Linked DNA regions of Mus musculus: regions 2 and 3 are each linked to region 1. Evidence: chromatin loops called from intact Hi-C (ENCODE). Cell type or tissue: left cerebral cortex. All regions are shown on one strand.

Evidence for each region. A loop is a pair of places that touch in the nucleus more often than their neighbours do. Peaks named below come from ENCODE experiments on the same cell type or tissue, not always from the same donor. Only the 100,000 strongest peaks of a DNase experiment are listed, where the experiment ranks them.
Region 2: it touches region 1 in a loop (2.2-fold over the local background); 7 of 42 quality-filtered maps call a loop at or near these places.
Region 3: it touches region 1 in a loop (2.2-fold over the local background); 7 of 42 quality-filtered maps call a loop at or near these places.

Annotation. Positions count from the first base shown.
Region 1 is chr11:54,784,642-54,792,641 of GRCm38, forward strand. It overlaps Cdc42se2 (CDC42 small effector 2), which reads right to left and starts at 3,062. Exons shown (of 6, transcript NM_178626.3): 1 at 2,919-3,062. In left cerebral cortex, CTCF peaks have their summits at 1,093 (motif pointing right), 2,295 and 3,225; DNase peaks (open chromatin) are centred at 2,393 and 3,091; H3K4me3 peaks cover 2,273 bases; H3K27ac peaks cover 2,126 bases.
Region 2 is chr11:54,837,148-54,845,147 of GRCm38, forward strand. Lyrm7 (LYR motif containing 7) reads right to left here. Exons shown (of 5, transcript NM_029327.5): 5 at 1,203-4,055. The coding sequence ends at 3,985. Among named protein-coding and RNA genes, the nearest start is that of Gm31490, 19 kb to the right of the region's middle. In left cerebral cortex, a CTCF peak has its summit at 3,438; a DNase peak (open chromatin) is centred at 3,955.
Region 3 is chr11:54,725,304-54,733,303 of GRCm38, forward strand. All of the region lies in intron 3 of Cdc42se2 (CDC42 small effector 2), which reads right to left. Among named protein-coding and RNA genes, the nearest start is that of Cdc42se2, 58 kb to the right of the region's middle. In left cerebral cortex, CTCF peaks have their summits at 1,317 and 2,291; DNase peaks (open chromatin) are centred at 1,455, 1,663, 2,287, 2,521 and 2 more places; H3K27ac peaks cover 2,763 bases.

The DNA.
Region 1 (8,000 bases):
GCAGCAGTGCACCGCCAAGCCAGGGCTTCTGCACACTGGGAAAAAACTCTTATCAACCAGGCTATAGAAGTCATCACTGTTTGGTTTGGTTTGGTTATTTGGGAGGTGGTAATTTTTATTTTTTGAGGGGGCTGTTTTACTGGTTGGTTTTGTTTTTAAATAGGGTGTCATGTAGCTCAGGCTAGACTGGAACTTGATAAAGCAACCAAGCAAGCAAGGCCTCACATATGCTAAACAAATTGACAACTACAGTATATCCTCGGCCTACATCTCCCCCCAACCCTTTTGAGACAGGGTCTCATTCTGTGGCTCTAGCTGGCTTGGAACTAGGTATGTAGACCAGGCTGGCCTTAAACTTAGAGATTCACCTGCCTCCTGCCTCCCAAATGCTGTGATTAAAGGTGCATACCAGTGCCTAGCCCACACCTGCATTTTAATATACAGTTTTATCATAGTTGTACTTCTAGAAGGAAGTCCAAACAGCACCACATATTATTACTAATAATTCTTCTCTTGTCAACACTATTTAGTCAATAGTGTATTTTTTTATGATAAACACGCAGACAAAACAAAAATGTTGGAAAGGTACTTTATTTAAGATATTTCTTTTTTTCTACCCATCAACTCCATTCTTTTTGTGGTACTGAAGATGGAAGACAGAGCCTGGTACACACATACTAGGAAACTATACTACCATAGCCACATCCCTGCTCTGTTAAAAATGAAATAAAATAAAATGGCTAAAATATCCAAAACAAAAGAAATCTACTAATTTACCTTGTTATCTTTTGGGTCTCATATAGTTCAGACTGGCCTTACGTTTGTGATATATAGGCCAAAGACGGCCTTACACTCATGATCCCTCTGCCTCCACCATTACAGGTGTTGGTAGTAAGGCTCCCACTATCATACTGCTTGTGGTGATTGAATGAACGACTTCATGTCAACTGACCCACATTCCCTGCCCATCTTTGGGGATCGATCTCTCTCTCTCTCTCTCTCTCTCTCTCTCTCTCTCGTTACTGTTTTGTAATTATGTGTATGTGTGTGTATGTCACCTGTATTCTGGTGCTCCATGAAGACCAGAAGAGGGCATCATATCCCCATTACAGACAGTTGTGAGCCATCAGGTGTGGGTGTTAGGAACTTAACTCCAATCCTCTAGATAAGCAGCAAGTGCTGGTTTAACCACAGAGCAGAGATTTTTTTTTTTAATACAGAAAATGTTATTACAAAGATTATTACTGAAACAGAACTGGAATCACACTATCAATAAAAACACTGCATCAAAATCTAGTTCAGGAGAAAAATAAAACACCATCTTGTTGAAACCATTCTTCCTGTCGCTTTAAAACCTACTGGGATTTTTATTAAGCTGACAAATGAAACCATAACCCAATAATCGTGGCCTTAAAAAGTTACTCATTAACTTTTAAGTAGGATGCTATGAATGAACACTTCCTGAAGTTCACCAGCCATTTTTCCAAGTGAAGTAGCCCTAGGGGTCTGGGGAGGTCCTTACTTGCTACATCGATACTACATAATGAACTTCATGCTCAAGCTTAAGAGAGAAACATTTCCAGGTTTTGTTCCCTTCCACAAACAGAATTCAAAAATCTCTCTGTGCTTAATATGTGTCTAATGAGTATGCTGGGTAAACTGTGATGTTTAACCACCAAGGCGACATTAGATCCCCTCCCCTAAAGTTCAGAGCTCTCTCTCCCTGGCTCATAGAGATCCAAGACTGACCATGCCACAGTCCCTCCAAAGCCCACACACATCTTTACTCCTACTACATAGAAAGCTAGACCTCAAAATGCACCCCAAACATCTTTCTCAATTATTTTCAAAGAAAAGGAGAAATCAGGCCTGCTGAGAAACAGAAATCTGTAAGCCAACTTCTCTCAAAAATTTCACATCTCAAAGGTACTATCTGCTATGCTGGCTGGCAATAATGACCAACTAATTATTAATAGTTTACATGGGGATGGGGGACAGAAACTTGCTAGGCATTCTTTCCAATAGTCCTTTATCTGAGTCAAGAAGCTATGTGCCTCATCTTACTAGTAGGAACAGTTCTGTGTGGTGTTTTAAGATTCATTCATTATATCAATATTTTACTAAGCAAGGGTCCTTTAAGAGCATTTAATTTTCTTTCTTTCTTTCTTCCCCCCCCCCCCTCTTTTTGTGGCGGGTGGGAGTACTGGGGAACTGAACTACTCTGGGCCGCCTCCTACATGCAAGGCAAGTTCCCTACCACTGAGCTGTACTCCCAGGCCCAGAACGTCTCAGTGCTGCGCTCTGCACATCACTACCAAACTCCTCCAGGAAAGCTCGGCAGTAGCAATCACTGCCGCTAAAACGGAATTCCCAGGGTTGCCTGAAATCAGCCGGCACCGGGCTGCTCCTCAGCTCGAAATGCGGACGTCAGCGAGCCGCTACCTACCACACCCGTTAGTAATGCTCACCACCGTGGCCGCGAGCTCCCGGTGCAACAACCTGTAAGAGTCGCCGCAGCGACTGCGAGGCAGTGGCCCGGCTTCCTCTCTCGGGGTCCCAGGCAGGCCGGGCGGGAGTCGGGGTTCGGGAGCCCAGCCGCTCCGCGCCGGTCCAGACTGGCGGGGCTGCGGACTGGGGGAGGGGTCCGTAGCGCCTCCCCCATCGGGAAGGTGCAGGCTACGGTGAAAGCTGGCCTCACGGAGAATGAAGAGAACCATACGCCGGTCCTCGCGTGAGGACCTCGCCCAGACTGGAAAATGGAGCCGCCGCAGCCTCAGTCAGTCCGCAGCCCCAGTCTGCTGCCCCAGTCCGCAGCGCGGAGAGGCCCGGGCCGCGCTCGCCCTCAACCTTCCGAGTGGCGACCCTACACTTGGCGCCTCGGGCGGCGGGGCCAACGTGGGGCCCTCTCCCTCACTCACCGTCGCCTTTGTCTCCGCCGCCTGCTCCAGCCGCGCGGCTCCGAGCGCCGGCTCCGAAGCTTCCAGGATCTCCACACACCAAGCAGCTGCGCTCCCCGCTTCGGGCTCCGCCCTCCCGCCTAGGCTCTGGCGCGCAGAGGCGGAGCCACAAGCGGTGTGTGCGGCTGCGCGGCTACGCCCCCACTACAAGGACACGCCCTGTCCCCCCCCAGTAGGCGGGCTGGTAGCTGTGAGGCCCCGCCCAGTGAGGGAGTGGCGAGACCTAGGGGATGCTAGGCGCGCAAAGAGTGACCGCTGGGTGGGCTACGGGGAAGATGGATGCCGCTGCCTCGCGCCACAGCACCTTCCTGTCCGGATCCAGCCGTAGACGTGCCCGGGCGAGCAAGGCGCTGCTAGGCAGAGCTGGCCAGCACCAGATGTCTCTCACGCTCAGATCACGTTACTTTCAAGGAATCAGAATCACTGACTCATTGGAGAGTCAAGAATATCTACCTGGCATTTGAAAAGTTCGTCTCTGTGACTTCTTGTGGGATCGTTTTTTTTTTTGGTTTTTTTTTTTTTTTTTTTTTTTTGGTTTTGCTTTGACGTTGTTTGAGGGAGGGCCTTTTTGTAGCCCCAGAGTGGCCTCAAACTCACTATATAGGTAAGGATGGCCTGGATCTTGTGATCCTCCTGCCTCCGTCTCCCAAGCGCTGGGATTACTAGTGTATGTCACAAGCTTAAGGACTTTTGGAGTAGAACCCTGGCTGACCTGGAACTCACAGCAGTCCTCCTGCCTCAGCCACCACATTTTATGACTACATTAACTTTACACTTTAGGCACCCAGAAGCAAGAAACAAATGGACGCCTTCCCACTGAAATCTAGCCACACATACTCAGACAGGGAGCTGCATGACCATCACTATTGATAGGAAATTTCTAGCTTGTTCAGTGACAAAACTGGAGTACTCCTTGGTTCCTCTTATTCTCAATTTCACATCCATTCTGTCCATAAGGGTAATTGGCGTGGTTCTACATTCAAACAAAAAGAAAATCAGACTGTTCATCTACATTGTTTCTGTCATCCGTGGTCCCAGTCACACTTCAGTGGCTTTCTTAAATGACCTCCCTGACCACCATCAACAAACTGTGTTGTCAAAACAAGAGGGAGAATATCCTCCCGCAAGGAGAGTCAGCTCATGTCTCATCCGATCAAAATCCACCAGTGTTCCCGTTACTGTAGAAGATAACATCTTTACAATGGCTGACAAAGCCTCTGAGATTTTTTTTTTTCCCTATAGGTCTCAGAATTCATCTCCAGTCTCACTGGTGCTTGCAATGTCCAGTCTATACTCAGGGACTAGGACATTCTCTAATGTCTGCCTTCTCCCCTCAACTCCACTCAGATCTTCTTTAACAATGATGCGTAGCCTAAACCCACTTCTTTACATTGCTACAGGCTCAATCCTTCCCCCATCTATCTGCCCTTGTTCTCCTGTTCCCAGAACAGTCTGCACAATTTATTCTGTTAATTTTGCTCCTGTCTTCCCCACTAGAAGCTGGGTGTTTGGGTTGGCTGGATTTGATTTCTGCAGTGCTGTAGGTGAAACCCAGGGCCTTGCTCTGGCTTGGTGAGTACCACACACATGCAGACCTTTGAGGCTGGGGATAACTGTTCTAATCAACTAATCAGTCCCAAGTGCCTAGAGGAAATGAAAAAAAAATTAAATACCCCCAAGATGTTCAACAACAAAAATAATCAATTTTATTTTCAGTTTCCTCTTGATTCCACTTTCTGCCAGTCAACCAACCATTAGATTTTAACCTACATCAGACCATAAACATTTGGACTTCTCAGTTCTTTTGTGTACAGTAACCATTTACTTGATGTTTGATGCAATTTTTGACCAGTGACATCCCTGTACCCTATTTCACTGAGTAAGAATAATGTGATAGGGTAGAGAAAATTTGATATAGTACTTAAAGGTATGCTGTTTTGAAAAAACTTTCCTAAGACCAAAAAAAAAAAAAAAACCAAAACTTCCCAAGTGTCATACATTGCTTGCATTGTTCTTTGACATGCAAATATGGTCACCTTAAACAATATTTTCTACCACTTATCCATAAAAGGTAGCAATCCTTACGGGAATTGTTACACATTATTTAATATTCTATAAAAGTGTGCATCTGGGTGATGGTGGCCTATGCTTTTAATCCCAGCACTTAAGATACAGAGGCAGGTGGATCTCTATGAATTCAAGGCCAGCCTGGTCTACAGAGCAAGGTTTAGGACAGTCAGGGCTATACAAAGAAATCCTGTCTTGAAAAACCAAGTAAATAAATAAGTGTGTGTGTGTGTGTGTGAGAGAGAGAGAGAGAGAGAGAGAGAGAGAGAGAGAGAGAGAGAGAGAGAGAGTTGCCTGTGTGAGGGAGAGAGGGAGAGAGAGAGAAACTGAACAACATCTAATTTTGGTTGCTAGGACCATTCATATTCCCTTTTGTTAAGGGCACAATTCTATTCAATTAGATGGGTATTGTTTTATTGCTACAGCTGTTGTTGTTATGGGTCCTTGTCATAGGGTCTCTCTATGCAGAGATTTGACTGGCCTGGCACTCGCTCTGCAGTCTAGGGTAACCTTGAATCATGGCAATCCACCTGCCTCTGCTTCTCAAATGTTGAGATTACTTGCATGGGCCTAGCTTAGATGATACTATTGTTTAACAGTGGATATACATGATGGTTTGCTCAATATTGTATTAGTAGCAGTCTCTTTACCTATTTGATTTATTCTTTATGATTTAAAACAAAGCTACAAATTATACCTTATGATTCAGATTTTTTTAAAAATAAAGTTTTAGGCCAGCCACAGTGACAACATATCTTTAATCCCAACAGATCTTGTGAATTCAAGGCCAACCTGTTCTACATAGTGAGTTCTAATATAACCAAGGCTATATAGTGAGACCCTGTTTGGGAGGAAGGGTGGAAGGGGCCAGTGTTAAATTTTGCTGTTCTTCACAAAAATCATTTACAATGGATTTTATCATGTCAAAATATAGTTTGTCATTATGATAACACCAAACACTGAATTTTCTAGAGTCAGAGACAGGATGTGTCTTCACTGTCTTTAAGACTGTTCCCATGTACAGTCTTGTTCCCAAAGAAGGACAGGGACAGAAAGCAGACACCACTGTTGATCACTGCACACTGGCCTGCCTCTGAAGATACTGATAAGTACCATAGTTGGTAAAGTACAAAAAAAAGCTGTCTCAAGCACTTCCTAATCCATAACAAGTGGTAACACTAAGGACAGCAAGAAGCAACATGTTGGTCTAACCAGCTCCTAATCTCTTCTGAGCTCACATAGCTGCTGCAGTGGCCTGATTCTGCAATTTTGCTAAATTGAATAAATCTTCTTTTGAAGATCTCAAAGCAGGGGCTGGGGAGAATGTTCAGTCAGGGAAAGTACTTGATGTACAGTACAGTACAGATGGACTGAGTTCCATCCCCAGCCCCCATGAAAAAAGCCTGTAATTCCAGCACGGGGAGGCAGAGGCAAGAGAGGATCCCCAATAAGCCTGGTTGGCAATTCCCAGACTCACTGAAAGAGAGACCCTATCCTTAAAAGCAAGATGGAAAATGATAAAAGATATGTGCTGTCAATCGCTGGCCTCTATATAACACACATGCACACACTGCAATGCACACCCACACATGCACTCACTGTGAATGCATAGCCACACATGCACTCACTGAATATGCATAGGCACACATGCACACACTGCAATGCACACCCACACATGCACTCACTGTACATGCATACATGCACATGTGCACACACTGCAATACACACCCACGCATGGACATACTACACATGCATACTCGCACATAAACACACTGAACATACATTCTCACACATGCACTCACTGTGCATGCATAGCCACACATGCACACACTGCACATGCATACCCACGCATGCACTCACTGTACATGCATAAGCACACATAGACACATTGAACATGCATAGCCACGCATGCACTCACTGCATATGCACACCTACACATACACACACTGCACATGCACATCCACACATGCTCACACTGCACATGCATAGGCACACATGCACACACTGCACATGCATACCCACGCATGCACTCACTGTACATGCATACACACACATGTGCACACACTGCAATGCACACCCATACATGCACTCACTGTACATGAATACATACACATGGACACTGCACATGCATGCCCACACATGCACTCACCGTGCATGCACACTCACACATTCACCACTGCACATACATGCCTACATATGCACACACTGCACATGCATAGCCACACATGCATTACTGCACATGCATATGCACTGTACATGCATACATGCACATGCAACTCAAAGCAAAGGGATGTTCCTAAAAGTGTGACATTTATATTTTTTAAACTGCTTCCCAGAATTTAATAGCAGCTACATTTCCACACTTAGAAAGGAGATAGTGTATGGAATCAGAATCTGGAGTTCAATCCAGACTTTGGTGCTTAATTAGCAATGTGGTTCAGATCAAAGCTCTTTCCTAACCCATCTTTTCATTTAATAGGACTAATAATATCTACCCTGAGAACGGTTGTGGGAAATCATTGAGAGAACTCACAGGCCCAAGCTAAGTACCAACAAGAAAACATTAACTATTATCTCTCCACAAGCATCTAATTAAGCTCCTTGCCCTGGTTCATAACAATACTGAGAAAAGTTCATAAAAGGCACTGCGTGGGACTGTTTGAGCCCTAAAGAAAGCAGAATCAATAAAATAAACTTTGCTGTGTATGTGCAATCCTGAGAATTAGACTTAGGGCCTCTCATATGCTAGGGAAGCACTCTGCCACTGAGCTATATTTCCAGCCCCAAAAGAGTGTTTTCAGAGAGGCATGAACAGCCACTCAAGCAGACCATGTGACACAGGCCCAAACAATAAAGAAAGGAGAGAGTAATAAGGCTCACGTCAGCCTAGACCAGCTTCATGACGAAATGATTCAATACACAACTGCTGGAATAATAATATGTCCATGTTTCTGGATTTTTCAGGGCCATCTCTGG
Region 2 (8,000 bases), 53 kb after region 1:
TGGCCAGCCCCAGTTAATATTTCTTTAAGCCGCACTTATATTTCTTTAAGATAGTAAGACTGGGGGCTGGAGAGTTGAGAACACTGTTCCCTCTTCCAGAGGACCTGACTTCAGCTCCAAGCACCCAATTCAGTCTGGTTATGATCATACATAACTCTTAGTTCCAGGAGATCTGACACCTCTAGCCTCCACAGGCTTCTGCACTCACATGCACAAATCCACATGCACGCACGCACGCACACGTGCGTGCGCACACACAATGAATTTTAAAAAGACTATAAAAGATAGAACCACATCACATTGTGTATTACATCTTATAAACAATTTAAAAATATTTTTATTTTTTATTTTATGTGCATTGGTGTTTTGCCTCCATGTATGTCTGTGTGAGGGTGTCGGGTCACTGGGAACTAGAGTTACAGTTGCCAGCTGCCATGTAGGTGCAGGAATTGAACCTGGGTCCTCTGGGAGAACAGCCAGTGCTCTTAATCGCTGAGCCATCTCTCCAGCCCCCTAGACAATACTCTAATAAACTCATCATTTGTTGAACAGGGTCTCACACATCAGTCTAGCCTCAATCCTGCTATGAAGCTCAGATTGACCTTGAACTTCTGATCTTCAAGCTGCTACCCCCACCCCCAAGTTCGGGGAATTACTTGGGTTAGGCAGTGCTGGGGATAGAACTCAGGGCTTCATACACACTAAGCAAGCATTCAGCTAACAGAACCACACCCACATCCCTAGCGTTCTTTTTTACATTAACAGAGCAGCATGGGAATCTCCAGGTATCCTTGGGATACCTGACAAAGACAGGCACAGTCTGTGTGGACATTGCCGCCCATACTCCACAGACTCCGCACAGAATTATCAATCCTCACTCATTCTGTTTCATCTGGTTTTCTTGGAGATTGAACCTCAGGCCTTGTACATACTGGACAAATTTCATACCACTGAGCTATAGCCTCAGGCCTTCACAATTCCAACTCAAGGTACACATATAATGCAGGTCAATGAGACCGTTTAGTAGAAAAAAAGGTGCTTGCTGCCACAACCCAAGTTCAAGTCCCAGAGAATCAACTCCCCAAATTATTCTCTGACTTCCATGTATGTCATAGCATGTAAATGTATGCAATCACAGGTGCACACCCAAGTGCACGAACACACACACACACACACACAGGTTACAATTTGACTCTCAAATGTCTCCCACAGTTTTGTTTTTTGTTTTTATTTCCCCCAGCTCATAGGGCTATTTTGAAGCATGTGGAACCTTTAGGAGGTGGAACCTGATTGGCACAAGTAGGTCACTAGAAACAGTCATTTTAACATTATGCCTGCCCACCCACTCCCTGCCAGGCTTAGTTAGCCAAGTGTTTCCTGTCTGCCACCATGTTTTGTTAAGGTGTCGCCTTAAGGTATTGGAATGAAATCATGCTGTAACACAAACCCGTAAGTTATTCTTCACCTGTTTTATCACAGCAGTGCAAAAACAACCATCACAATAAAACTTGAATCTGTCCTGAGCCAATAGGATGATGGATAATTTAGGGATTTGATAAAATAAGGAAAAAAATATATAATGTGTTCCAGACTAGCCAAGGCTACACAGTGAGACCCTGTCTCAGAAAAGTCATATCCTTGCCAATACTTGATATTGTCAACCATCCAGATTTCGGCCATTCTAATAGACACATAACTATGTCACTATGATTTTAATTCCTAGTGCCTGTTAATGTACTAGCAACTTCTCACACTATATCTGTCATTTGCATATCTTTAAAAATTTGTAGCCAGGTATGGTGGTGCACGCCTTTAATCCCAGCACTCAGGAGACAGAGGCAGGCGGATTTCTGAGTTCGAGACCAGCCTGGTGTACAAAGTGAGTTCCAGGACAGCCAGGGCTGCACAGACAAACCCTGTCTCAAAAAAAAAAAAAAAAAAAAAATGTGGCTGGAGAGATGGCTCAGCAGTTGAGAGCACTTAGTGCTTTTGCCAAGACCCTTAGTGACATTTCTGGCACCCACATGTTGGCTGACAACCATCTGTAATACAACAGAGATGCAAGTGGCACACAAAAACGCATGAAGGCAAAACACTCATACAAATAAATATAAGATCTAAAAGAGAAAACTTAAGCTAGGTCGTGGTGGCGCATGCCTTTAATCCCAGCACTTGGGAGGCAGAGGCAGGCAGAGATCTCTGTAAGTTTGAGGTCACCCTGGTCTGCAGAGTGAGGTTCAGGACAGAAAAAGCTACACAAAGAAACCCTGTTTCAAAAGACCAAAAAATAAAAAATTCAAAACTGTGATTGTGTGTGCATGAAGCACGAACTTGCAGAATTTGGTTCTCTCGTTCCATCCTGTGGGTTCCAAAACTGGCAACCCTGACAGCTTCCATGTATCTTTTTTGATGAAGCATCTGTTCAAATATTACTTTTAAAGTTGGGTTGAGGGACTGGAGAGATGGCTGAGTGGTTAAGAAACACTGTTCCAGATGACCGAGGTTCAATTTCCAGCACCCATACGGCGGCTCACAACCCTTTGTAAGAGAGGAGTTCTAAGGTATCCGACAACCTTTATGGGGTCTCTGTGGGCACCAGGCATGCAAGTAGTAAGCTGACACACAAAGCAGCAAGGCACCAATAAACAGGAAATCACTTCTCTGTAGTTGAGTTGCTTGTTTTACGATTCCTTTATTATGCATCTGTGTGTCACTGTTGGTTTGAGTCTATACATGTAAATGCAGTGCCCTTAGAGGCCAGTAGAGTGCACAGGATCCCCTGGAAATGGAGTGACAGCTTCGAGTTACCTGAAAGGGTGCTGGGAACTGAACTCAGGTCCTAGCAGCAGGAGTTCTTAACCTCTGAGCCATCTCAGCCCCTGCTTGCTTTCGAATATTTGAAGTCCTTTATATAGTCTGATAACTCTTTTTTCATACCTGGTAACATATGTTTTATAGAATCATCATATATATGACAGATATTTCATCTATAATTGTTCACTAATCGTTATGTAAATGTTTTTAACTTTGATAAAATCCAATTGTTATTATTACTATTATTTATTTGGAACACTAGAGATCAAATTATGTAAAGCACTGGGGAGGCAGAGGCAAGTGGATCTTAGAGTTCAAGGCTAGGACTGCACAGGGAGACCCTATCTCAAAAGAGAGGTGGGGAGGGGGGAGGGAGGGAGAAAGGGAGAGAGAGAGAGAGAGATCTATAGCATTTCACAGCAGTCTACAAAGACCACAAGCCATCTGACAGAGGGCCACTACAGTGACCCAGAGTGACTTTGATATTTCATCTATCTAATGTCTTTACATGGGGCTAGAGAGATGGCTCAGTGCTTTGGAGCACTGGCTGTTCTTCTAGGAAACTCATGACCATCTATAACTCCAGTCCCAGGGGATCCAATTCCCTCTCCTGACCTCTGCAGGCACGGCACTGCATACACACCTGGTGCATAGACATTTAAGCAGGCAAAACACCCATACATACAAAACAAAAAGGGGAACGTTGTCTTTGTAAGAATGCAGAGAAATACACTACATAATTATTTGTTAGCCGCAAAAATAACCACGGGACTTTGGGAAACAATGGCTGCTTTTAGACGAGAGCTGGAAGAAAAATGTTAATTTTTTACCAACTTAATATTTTGGGGATTAAACATCAATTTAATGTAGCATTTTATATTTAGCTATGTATGTCCCATGAGATGAAAAGTCACCAATTTGGTAAGGTGCTTCATTGGCAAACAGCTTTGGAAGACCAAAAGACCTACCAAAGGGAAAGAGAGGAGCGTCCTGCCTCCCCAGGCCTTCAGTTGCCCATGTCAGTGAAAGGCATGTCTATCTCCTCTGTAGCCCTCAGCCTGTCGCTCATTTGCAACGTGCGCTTCAGAGAGAAACATGTGCATGTCCAGGACCGTTGCCAGGTATGTATTTAAAGTGGGAAGGAGCAGAGATGGGTTTATCCTGGAAGCTTTACTGCTTCTGGGTTGGCGCATCACAGTACGGCACATTTTCTGTGAGAAGATCTTTCCTGGGGACCAGTTCTAAAAGGAACAGAGAAATGAGCGGTTAAGACGGTTAGAGCTCCAGTCACTACTTATCTTAAAGTAGACCTGGGGCCGGCACATCCGTCTCCCCAGCAGTTCTAACCGTGAGTTGTGTAATTTGGGAAGCATGCACTATTCTACAGACATTTTATTTCAGCTGATGTCTGAGGTGACTATGTGAGTCTAAATGGAAACATTTAATACGATCTTCATTCGTGTTACAAAAAACATATACAACCAAATCCTTTATCATTTCATTAAACACAACTAATAAATGACTGAATGGAATTAAGCTAAAAACACACTAATCTGTCAATGGCTCTTTAAAAATGTCACCTATGAATGATTTTTGAGACAGGATCTCATGTAGCTCTGGCTAGCCTTGAACTCCCCATGTAGCTGAGGCTAACCTTGAACTCTTGATTCTCTAGCCTCCACTTCCCAACAATGGGGTTACAGGTGTACCACACCATGCCTGGATACTTGAAAAATTTTATAGAAAGCAAGACATCACTCTCATAATTCAGACATTCCAAATTTATAGAATGATTCCCCTCCCCTCCCACAACTGCCCTTCTCCTTCCCTCCCTTCCTTCTTGTTCCTGGGCCTTGGGAACCCAGGGCCTCACAGGCTGCAGAGTGTATACTCTACCACTGAGCTACACCCTGTCCCCTAGAACAATGGCTCCTCACCGAAGGAGTCTTCAGATATACCACTTAGGGGATGCTACCAAAAATTTACTGGGCAGGAGCCAAGGATGCTAACTGTGGTGTGAAAGACAGTCTGGGGCAGAGAGGGTTATACTTCATGGCAGAGTGACAGCAGTGTCTCCACTGAGACACACAGTGACAGTGGTGTCCCCACTGAGACACACTGCTGAACAGCCAACTGCTGACTGCTAGGCAAGACAGCGTTGGGGCCTCAGAGATTACTCATCGGTTAAAGTGCTTACTACAGGAAGAGTTCAGATCCCCTAGGAAGATGAGCCTTGTCAGGGAACTGAGTGCCGAACCAAGAAACCCTGCTTCAATGAAACAAAAAAGAAGGCGGGCAATTCCCACTATTAGGTTCAGGGGTGCACATGCACCCATACACACAGAAAAATGGAAAAGGAAAAAAAAAGAGAGAAAGAGAAAACTGCCCACATCTGCTGACGTGTGCCTATAATCCCAGGAATCATGGGCAAAGGCAGTGAGACCTGCACTCAAGTCCAGCCTGCAGTACATAGCGTGGCCATGGCTGGTCTGCACTGTGGTGAGACCCTGTCTTAAAGGCCCTGGGTCTAATACTCAATACTGAAAAACAATTAAAAAGAAAAAAGGCAGTGAGATACATCACCCACCCCCCTTTCTTGGGAAGAGCAGGACCCAGCTAGGCCATCCTCACAGCCTCAATGTGATGGCTCACATTTGTAATCTTAACAGTTTGCAGGATAAGACAAGAGGATCGCCGTCACTGTGAACAGAGTTTGAGCTATACAATGAGTTCCAGACAAGCCTAGTTAAACCTGTCTCAACAAAAGCAGGGTTGGAGATGTGCCTGGATTAGTAAAGTGCCTGCCTCCATGCACAAGGCCCTGTGCTCACTCAGCCCAGCTGCTGTGGTGGGACATACTTCTAATCCTGGCACTCAGGGTAGAGAAAAGAGAATCAGAAGTCAGCTACCCAGGGAGTTTAAGCCAGCCTGGGCTATATGAAATTCTGTGTCAAACAAGAGAGCAAATGCCCCCCTAACCACTCTTCCCAGAGCCTGCCTACAATCTTTAGAGGTAGTGATGAAAGATAAGTAACTGCTCCAGACTCAGGAAACTCAGCAGCACCCTGGACCACAGGGGAAAGGGGTTCCTCCTACTAGAAAGGGCATTGTTAACTGGGTAGTGGTGGGTGTGCCTTTAGTCCTAGCACTCGGGAGGCAGAGGCAGGCAAATCTCTGAGAGGCCAGCCTGGTCTACAGGGTGAGTTTCAGAACAGCCAGAGTTATACAGAGAAATCCTGTCTCAAAAAACAAATAAACAAAACCAAAACAAAACACCAAAGAAACAAACAAAAAAACAAAGGGCCTTATTAGGAGGAAAGAAAAAATTTAAACAATGGTATTCCATGAATCCCCTAGTTTTGATAATTAAACTATAGTTAAGGACTGTCCTTCATATTCAAGGAATGTGCATTCAGGGGACAGGGCATGATGGCTCACACCTTTATTTCCAATGCTCAGAAGACAGACAGAGGGAGGTAGATCTTTCAGAGTTTGAGGCTAGCCTGGTCTACATATCAAGTTCCAGGACAGCCAGAGCTATAGAATGAAACTCTGTCTCAGAGAAAAACAAAACAAAACAAAACAAAACCCAAAAAAACAAAAAACAAAGCCGGGCAGTGGTGCTGTATGCCTTTAGTCTCAGCGCTTGGGAGGCAGATGGATCTCTGTGAGTTCAGGGCCAGTCTGGTCTATAAGGCAAATCCAGATCAGCCAGAGCTACATAATAGAGAGCCCTGTCTCAAAAATAAACAAAAATTTTAAAAAAAAGTTTCTTTGGCTTCAAGGGGTTCATTATCTATTGGGAAAGACAAACCACAGCCACTCTATAGCATAAGGATTCACAAATGGTTTTTATAGTGAAAATACAAGAATCTGAGCTATTACACTGAAGAATAAATTACTAAACCTATCAATATTACTTTAGACTATGCCTAGTTTTGAATAACCAGAAGTCCACCAAACAGTGGTTTAACAAAAGAAGTTACAGTTGGGGGGCTGGTGAGATGGCTCAGTGGGTAAGAGCACCCGACTGCTCTTCCGAAGGTCCAAAGTTCAAATCCCAGCAACCACATGGTGGCTCACAACCACCCGTTGTGAGATCTGATGCCCTCTTCTAGAGTGTCTGAAGACAGCTACAGTGTATTTACATATAATAAATAAATAAATAAATCTTAAAAAAAAAAAAAAAAAGAAGTTACAGTTGGGGGCTGGTGAGATGGCTCAGCGGTTAAGAGCACTGACTGCTCTTCCGGAGGTCCTGAGTTCAAATCCCAGCAACCACATGGTGGCTCACAACCACCCGTAATGAGATCTGAAGACAGCTACAGTGTACTTACATATAATAAATAAATAAATCTTAAAAAAAAAAAAAAGAATAAGAAGCTACAGTTCAAGGCCAGCCTGGTCTACAGAGTGAGTTCCAAGACAGCCAGGGCTACACAGAGAAACCCTGCCTCAGAAAACAAACAAACAAAAAAAATTTTTTTTAAAGGGGGGTGGGAGACTTATTTTTCTTCCCTTTTGAAACATGGCAGGTCTGAGCTAGTAGACGTCCTGGTGCTGCTGAGAACCCAGGCTCTTCTCTCCCTGACTGCAGCCCCCGGTGATCAGCAGTCTGCCTTCCCTCCCTTCTGCTGCCACCACATTTGCACAGCAGGAAGGAAGAACAAAGAGCAGGAGGGGCGCCCCACCCAGACCGTTCCTCCTCTGCAAAACAACGGCTTCCGTGGAAATAACGCGCAGTAGGTAGGTGCTTATAGAAGATGCCAGAGCGTCTGGGAAATCACATTATATCTTCCTTGATGTCCCTCTCTGGACATGAACATGGGCAATAAGCAAGTCACAGAACACTCTCATTTACTACCTGTCCCCAGAGCCTCACCAGGATTCATATTGAGGCTCTGGTTAATGGGCTGGCCTGCTCTACCCAATGGGTCTACTTGTGGCTCACACGGTAAACACTGATGCTGCTTTAGTTAGAAATAAAGGACGGGATGAAGAATAAAAACATGGGATTGGGAATCGTGGTAGTGGTCAGGCCACAGAAAATCCTCATCCCCGGGACAGGAAAAGATAATGACTTAATAACAGAATAATTCCTCAGCCTGCCAATTTGGCACTACCAAATCTAGTTTCAAGAGACTCAAATCCCCCTCTGACCGCACTCTGAGCCACTTCCTGTCCTG
Region 3 (8,000 bases), 59 kb before region 1:
GTGTGTGTGTGAGAGAGAGAGAGGAAGAGAGAGAGAGAGAGAGAGAGAGAGAGAGAGAGAGAGAGAGAGAGAGAGAGAGAATATATCCCCACATAAAACAAACCTTCAAACTTAAAGTGCACCTCTGCACAGCAAGTGCTCAAGGCCACCTGACCTACAAGCTGCAATTCTAGATCAGAGTTTCTTTAGTAGCAGCAGCAACAAGAGTAATAATAATTATCACTATTATTAGGAGGCCTGCGCCTGAGCACACATGTGGAGGTCAGAGGATGATTCGTGGAATCTATTCTCTCCTTCCACCTGTCTATGGGTTCTGAGGACTGATACCAGGTCACTGGGCCAGCGTGGCACATACCTTTACACACCACACCATCTATCTCCCTGGCCCTTATGATGGTTTTACAAGAACTCACTCTTAGATGTTACTGACCTGCTAAGCCTCTGTGAGCACTTGCAATGCTAGCCTCTAACACGGTTGAGTCAACACTTTCACCTGTGGAGACAGGTCTCATTCTATAGGGCTGGCTGTACTGAAACTCCCTATGTATGTATGTATGTATGTATGTATGTATGTATGTATGTATGTATTAGCCTCAAACTCAAGAGATCCTCCTGCCTCAGCCTTCCAAATGCTGGGAATAAACGTATGAGCTATCTTACCCAGGTCATTTGTGCTTTATTTCTCTAAAGTTAATCTCCAGGCCTTTAGTAAGGGTGTCCTAGAGCCCCACTCATTTTTAATCAAGAAGGTCTCAGAAAGCCAAGAGAAGGTTCAGACCCTTCTAGCTTTGCTCACCCAGATTCAGGGTATGTTGCCCCCACTACACTCCTCTTACTTCCCCCCCCCCCCCCCCACTGTTCCTGTGTGGAGCAGTAAGTCATAATTCTGCAGAAGAGCCTTAAGAAGCAAAGCCAAAACGGATGTGGCAGTAGTCTCCTCTTCTTTTTGCTAAAAACCATTAGAGTGACCCTCGGAAGCCAGTCATCCTAGTTCACCCACCCGTATGTACTCCAAAGCATGATCAATTTCCAGTATCCCAAGTGAGACAGCTTAGTAGACCTTCTGGAGGGTAGAGACAGAGACTTCATCACAAGGAGAAAAGGACAGCAGCTGTACACCTGGGGCAAAGGATCTGCAGGACAGGGGCCATCTCCCAACGTCTCACAGGAACCTGACTTGCAAGAGCAACTGCCTCTGCTGTACACTCAGCCTGCTGGAGGGCCTCTCTAGGCAGACCTGGCATACTGGAGTCACACCTTCCAGGCATCCTGGTTTCTATAATCCTGGCCCTGAAGACTGAAGAGCCACCATGCCCCCTGTGGTGCTAGGAAGAAATCACACATGGCCCACACCCCTACACTAAGTGACTTACTTGAATTTCTGGGTGAGGCTCGGAGAACAGCTGCCACAGTAAGCTACTGAGGGAGAGTGTGCAAACACATTCCCAGGGACACGCTCACACATAAAGGCAAAGGTGGGAAGCCTCCAGCTCACTGTTTTCACAAAGACACATGTCCTTGTTAAGATAAGGTCTTAAGATGAGATGGTGGAGGAAGGAAGAGATGAAAACAGAAAGGAAGGGGGTGGGGATCAAGCACTTGAGCCCACACCAGTCAACACAGTGAGCACACCCATCCTCCTAAAAGTCCCTTCCCCATCCCTTCTCCACGTAGGCACTGATCTACTGCCCACATGTCTGTCAGCATTTTCCTGAAGCTCATTTAAATGGATCCTCCAGCATGTGCTTTCCTTCACTTGTGCAGTTATTCTGAGGGTGGTAACTGTTGCTACCTATACCAGGAGTCACTCCTTGTTAATCACAGAACTCTGAGACAGGTTAAACTATAGCGAACCAAAATCAATCTGAATTCCTTGCTATCATCTCTTCTCAGTCAGCTGAGTTTCCCTAAGGGACATAAACACACTTTGATAGCATGCAGAGCACATGTGGGCAAGGCTCACAAGGTGGCAAGACCTTCTGTGTCAACTCCCAATCACTAGATACTGACACTCCAACTATGATGTAGTGATGCAGAAATTCCATAGAAAGAAACGTTTGCCAAACCACCTCTCCTCTAGCACAACTGTTCACATTTGTGCCTCTAATCCCTGACCTTATACAGAATGAAAAGCATCTGAAGCATGACTAGGAGTATTTGCATGGCCGGCAGCTAATGAAGAGTCCTGTAAGAGTGAAGTGTTCCAGGAAACACAGTGACTCTACCCAAGTCCACACAGCAGGGCTGTGAGCGCCCTCTCAAGCTTCCTGTTTTGCTTTGCCGAGGCCCAACTGTGGAATTCCCCTGGCTGCTGACAACTGCATCTGTGTTTGTCTTGAAATTTTAATACCATGTACTTGAAAAAGTGTGCTGTTCAAAACAAAAAATCCACCTTATGCTTGAAAAATATGGTGTGCTTAGTGGTTGGTGGCTGACTGGGGGTAGTGGAATCATGCCAAGTACCCATGGCTGGCATGGAATTTGCAATCCTCCTGCCTCAGCCTCCTCAGTACACCTGCCTTTGTAGTTAGACATTTATACTTAGTCCTGGGTGCCGTGGGCTCCACCCTCCCTCACATCTCAAGAGCTGTAGAGCAGAGAAAATCTTCCCAGCTGTCAGGATGTCCCTGATCACTTTAATTGGATGCTTTCTGACTAACAGTGAACATGACGGACTCTCCTCTCCTAAATACTGAAAACATCCAATCTGTCCTTTCTCCTGTGAAGAAGAGAGCTATGGAGTCTTGTCATAAATATTTTATTTAGTTAACTATGCAAACCAGTTAGTAACTATACAAACCAGGCTGGCTTTGACCCTGGGCCCCTTCCAACTCCTATCTTACCTACTAGAAGCAGGAGAATGTTCTTACTTTGTGTTAGCATTACACGCTGTGAATGCATGTATGCACAAATGTGTGCACACGGTACGCAGAGGACAGAGGATGAGAGCCCTTGCAACTGAGGTCTCAGGTCATTGTGAACCACCTAGCTTGGGTAGAACTGAAATCAAGTCCTGTGGAAGAATGGCCAGTAAGTACTCTTAGCCAAATCAATGTGTTGTTAATTCTGGGTAATTAATCTCTAAAGTGTCCTTAGTTACAGAAAATGTGCATTTCATTCTAAACTTTTACATCAGACTGTTACTGGTTTAAAAGGAGCGAAATGCAAGTTTCTGAGGTACTTGTATATCAGTCATGTGAGAGACAGAACCCGACCACAATAACCTCAAGCAAAGGCCTGAGCCTCCATTCTTGCAGGTTCATAAAACCCAAGGGGGAAAAAAATAAGCCCATGCTATTGGTGTCAGAGAAGCAACTTCACTTTGGCCCTTTAAGAATTCATGACCAAGAAAGGCATTGACTTTCAGGCTACCACACAACAGGACCTGAAACTGCACACTGTATTTTCTAAATAAACAACAATCTCCCAGATGAGGTCAGATGACTTACAACAATAGGGTCTTTTAGGCAATGTTTTAGAACTCATAAAAGCTGCCAGTTAATGGGAACTTTTCATACGGCCTGCAGACAGGACTGGGTAATCCAGTGTGAGGCACTGGGTAGGTACAGGAAAATAAAGCTAGAGCTTTTTAAGTTATTTGAAACAGCAGTTGTTTTTCTTCTTAATTCATCAAAAGGCGTTTCTGACTTTCTTCCCAGGGTTTTGTTTGTGGCAATGGACAGTACGGTGAAGGAGCGCACAGCTGTAATAGCACTGTTTGCCTGGGAGCTGAAGCAGGAAGGTTCCAGGACAGTCTAAGCTCCACCCTTCCTCAAAGGTAACCCTGTTTCTGAGCTGGGCACTCGAGTCTACAGCATGAAACACATCTATCTGGGACTAAAAAGTCTCTGAGACATGGGAGGAAAACACAATAAATACTACTTTTATTTTTCATTATTCTTAAAGATTTTAGTCCTTCAAATACTTGATATACAGGGTGCTATGAGGCTATAAGGTGTGTTGTTTCTACAAAAGTTATTAAAAACAATAAACAGAAAATATTGAGTTATATTAGTACTTAACCTAAATCTACCAATGAAAGATGCATAGCAGAGCTTCCTAGGATGCATTCCTCCTGCAGACATGTGCCTTTCAAAATGCCAGAATGCCTAAGTGTGGTGGTTTGGATAAGAATGGCACCAAGAGACTCACGTGTGAACACTTCGTCATCAGGGTGTGGCAGTACTTGAGAAGGATTAGGAAGTGTGATCTTGTTAGGTCTTGTTGGAGGAAGTGTGCCATGGGGGAGCCACTGAGATTCTGAGATTTCGAAAGCCCATGCTAAACCCAGTTCTCCTGTCCCCTCACCCCTCATCTCTCTCTGATTTTTCCTTTGCCTACAGATCAGGATGTGACCCTCAGCTACTGCTCCACTGTCATGCTCCCTGCCATGATGAGAATGGATTAAGTCTGAGAGGGTAAGCCAACCCCAGCTAAACGCTGTTCTTTATAAAAGTTTCCTAGGTCACACTGTCTCTTCACAGCAACACATCAGTGACAAAGACGCTGACCTCATGCTGCAAATGCCCATGGGCCAAAAAATGAGGAATGAAATTGGGGAATTTTATTTCAAGAAACTTTTAATTTGTGTATCACCCTGATTCATAACCTAACAGTCAAATGAACCCAGTATCATGCACATTAAAATCAGACAGCACAAGAATAAAATTCAACATAAGATGCTAATTTTGATTCAGTAAGAGCCTGAGTCAGAGGAGAAAGTAGAGAAAAAGGAAGGAATTAGGACACAAACACAAGCCCCAACCCCACCCCAGAGCTTTTCAGTTAGAAATGTCAGTCAGCTGACTGAGAGCTTGCCTAGCATGCACAGAGCCCAGGGTTGGATCCCCAAGCACCACATAAAACCAGGGTTGGGGGCCTGTCAAACACAGAAGTGGATGCTCACAGTCAGCTATTGGATGGATCACAGGGCCCCCAATGGAGGAGCTAGAGAAAGTACCCAAGGAGCTAAAGGGGTCTGCAACCCTATAGGTGGTACAACAATATGAACTAACCAGTACCCCCAGAGCTCGTGTCTCTAGCTGCATATGTATCAGAAGATGGCCTAGTCGGCCATCATTGGGAAGAGAGGCCCCTTGGTCTTGCAAACTTTATATGCCTCAGTACAGGGGAACGCCAGGGCCAAGAAGTGTGTGTGTGAGGGGGGGGGGGGGCTGGGGGACTTTTGGTATAGCATTTGAAATGTAAATGAAGAAAATACCTAATTAAAAAATAAAAACAAAACAAAAAAACAAACCAGGGTTGGTGGTACACAGCTGTAACCCTAACACTCTTGGGAAGGTGAAAGTGGGATCAGAAGAAGTCATAGGAAGTCTGAGGCCAGCCAGGGATACACAAGACTCTGTAGGTAGATGATAGATAGATAGATATATAGATAGATAGACAGACAGATAGATAGACAGACAGATGTTCAGACAGATTAGATGAGAGAGAGAGCACAAGCTTGCTCAAAACTAGTCTGCACATTTATCCAATTTCATGAATCTCTAAACTCAACACAGATCTAACTGAAATCTCAACAGGTCTTTCAGAAAACCTGACAAACTTTGAAATTTGTATGGAAGATTCCACTAAGACTGGCCAAAACATAAAATAAAAACTAAACGACAGATCTGCCTTTCCAGACACCATGACAATATAAAACAGTAAAATAGAGACCATGATATCAGCATAATGCTGAGCTCAGGAAAGGCAGGATGAAGAGACTCGGAGTGTGGCTCACACATGATGTGTGGACACTCGTTTTAGAGGCTAAGCTAGAAAGACACTTATGAAGCATGTTACAACACACTCTCATAGATCTCTTACCAGGGACAAAGGACTACTGGCGCAATGAGTGGTGGGGCAAAAAGTCACCACATAGAAAAATAAGCACAATTAGATTCTTTCTTCCAAAGCCAACTCCAAGCCCAGCATGGTGGTGCACACCTGAAACCTCTACACTCAAAAGGCTGCGACAAGAGAAACGTGTGAGTTCAAGTTCAGCCTGGGCCACACAAGCAAGACTTTTGTCTCAAAAAACAAACAAAACAACATACATTAATTCACTACAGGCTTTTATTATATATGGCAACTGATTCTACTTTTACAAGAAAGTCTAGGTAAGTGTCTTTATAACTCAAAACGTTTTTAAACAAGACACTCAACATAAAAACCTGTGCCTATAACCCTACAGTTGGGGAGGCAAAGACAGGAGGCTGTTTGGTGCTCGTTAGCCAGCTAATATTGCTGAGTCAGAGAGCTAAGGTCAGTGAGGAAGAGGACGGCACTGTCGTTAGTCTCTGGCTTTCCCGAGCGTGTACACAGACCTGCATGGATCCTATGTGTACACACAACCAATAGTTTGCATTCAGATATTACGAATATGCCCATGACTATGGAATACAGAAAATCACACTGATCAATAAACATCAAGAGATGCTAAGCTCTGTGCTGCATATGCAGCTCAGGGGGCAGAGCACTTGCCTAGCATGCACAAATGAAACCCGAGACTAAGTGTGCCTGTGACCCATAATCCAAGCATTTGGAAGGTGGAGGAAAGATCAAAAACACAAGGTGGATGATGGGCCTGGTGATGCACGCCTTTAATCCCAGCACTCCAGAGGCAGTAGGATCTCTGTGAGTTCCAGAGATCTGTAGAGAGACCTTGTCTCAAAAAACAAACAGCACAAGGTCATCTGTGGCTATACAGTAACTTTGAGGCTAGCCTGGGATACATGAGACCCCACTTCAAAACATAAAAGAGGTTAGCAAGATAGCTCAATAGGTAAAGACACTTGCTGCCAAACCTAAGGATTTGTGTTCAGTTCCCTGGGATCCACATGCTAGAGGAAGAGAACTGATTCCCATAGTTGTCCTCTGACCTCCACCTGCATGTTATGACATGTCTCCCTAAATAATGTAATAATATTTTTAAAAATTAAGAAAGAAAAAAAGGGAGAGTAAAAGGTGTGGGGGGGGGCTGTGATGGTTTTTATATGCTCAGCCCAGGAAGTGGCACTATTAGGTGTGGCCCTGTTGGAGTAGGTGTGTCACTGTGGGTGTGGGTTTAAAGACCCTTACCCTAGCTGCCTGGAAGCCAGTATTCTGCTAGCAGCCTTCAGATGAAGATGTAGAACTCTCAGCTCTGCCTGCACCATGCCTGCCTGGATGCTGCCCTGTTCCCACTTTGATAGTAATGGACTGAACCTCTGAACCTGTAAGCCAGCCCCAATTAAATGTTGTCCTTTATAAAACTTGCCTTGCCTTGGTCATGGTGTCTGTTCACAGCAGTAATTAACATGAGGAACAAAAAGGAGAAAACAGAAAAATCAGAGAATTTCACTTTACCCATTAGACTGTTAAAAACTAAGGTAAAAACATCATCAATGAAGATTCTGTGACAGCCAAAGCAGCCAACACTGCTACAGGAACCATGGGTATTAGAGTCAGTTGTCACTATCCTATGAGACTGACTTTTCATGACCCACAGCTCAAATTCCCAATTTACAAGGGAGCAGACAGGACAAGAGCCAGGTCCAACCAAGGGGCAAGTGTAAAAAACCCTTTCCCCAAACAAGACATCCATCCCCGCTGGTCATTCTGGCACTGGTGAGCATTGCTGCGATGATGATTCTGGCATAACATGTGAATTCTACAGATTCATAAATCAAAAAGGATTTGATTTTGCTTTAAATACTAATGTGCTCACTTGTTTTTCAGCTGTAACCTCGAGGTGCCTATAAATTACAACTGCAAGGTAGCTAAGCTGTAAGAATACAGGAGAGAGGATGAGGGAGGGAGGGAGGGAGGGAGGGAGGGAGGGAGGGAGGGAAGGAAGAGGGGGTGGAGAAAGGGAGGAAGGGAGAGGGGGAGAAGGAGAGGTCCCAATCTAAATTGAATCAAGATCAATTTAAGAAAAGTACTAAAAGATGAGATATAACTTTTATTTATAAGCAAATAAATATCAGAAAACAGAATCCAGGGCGTGTGTAAGTTCC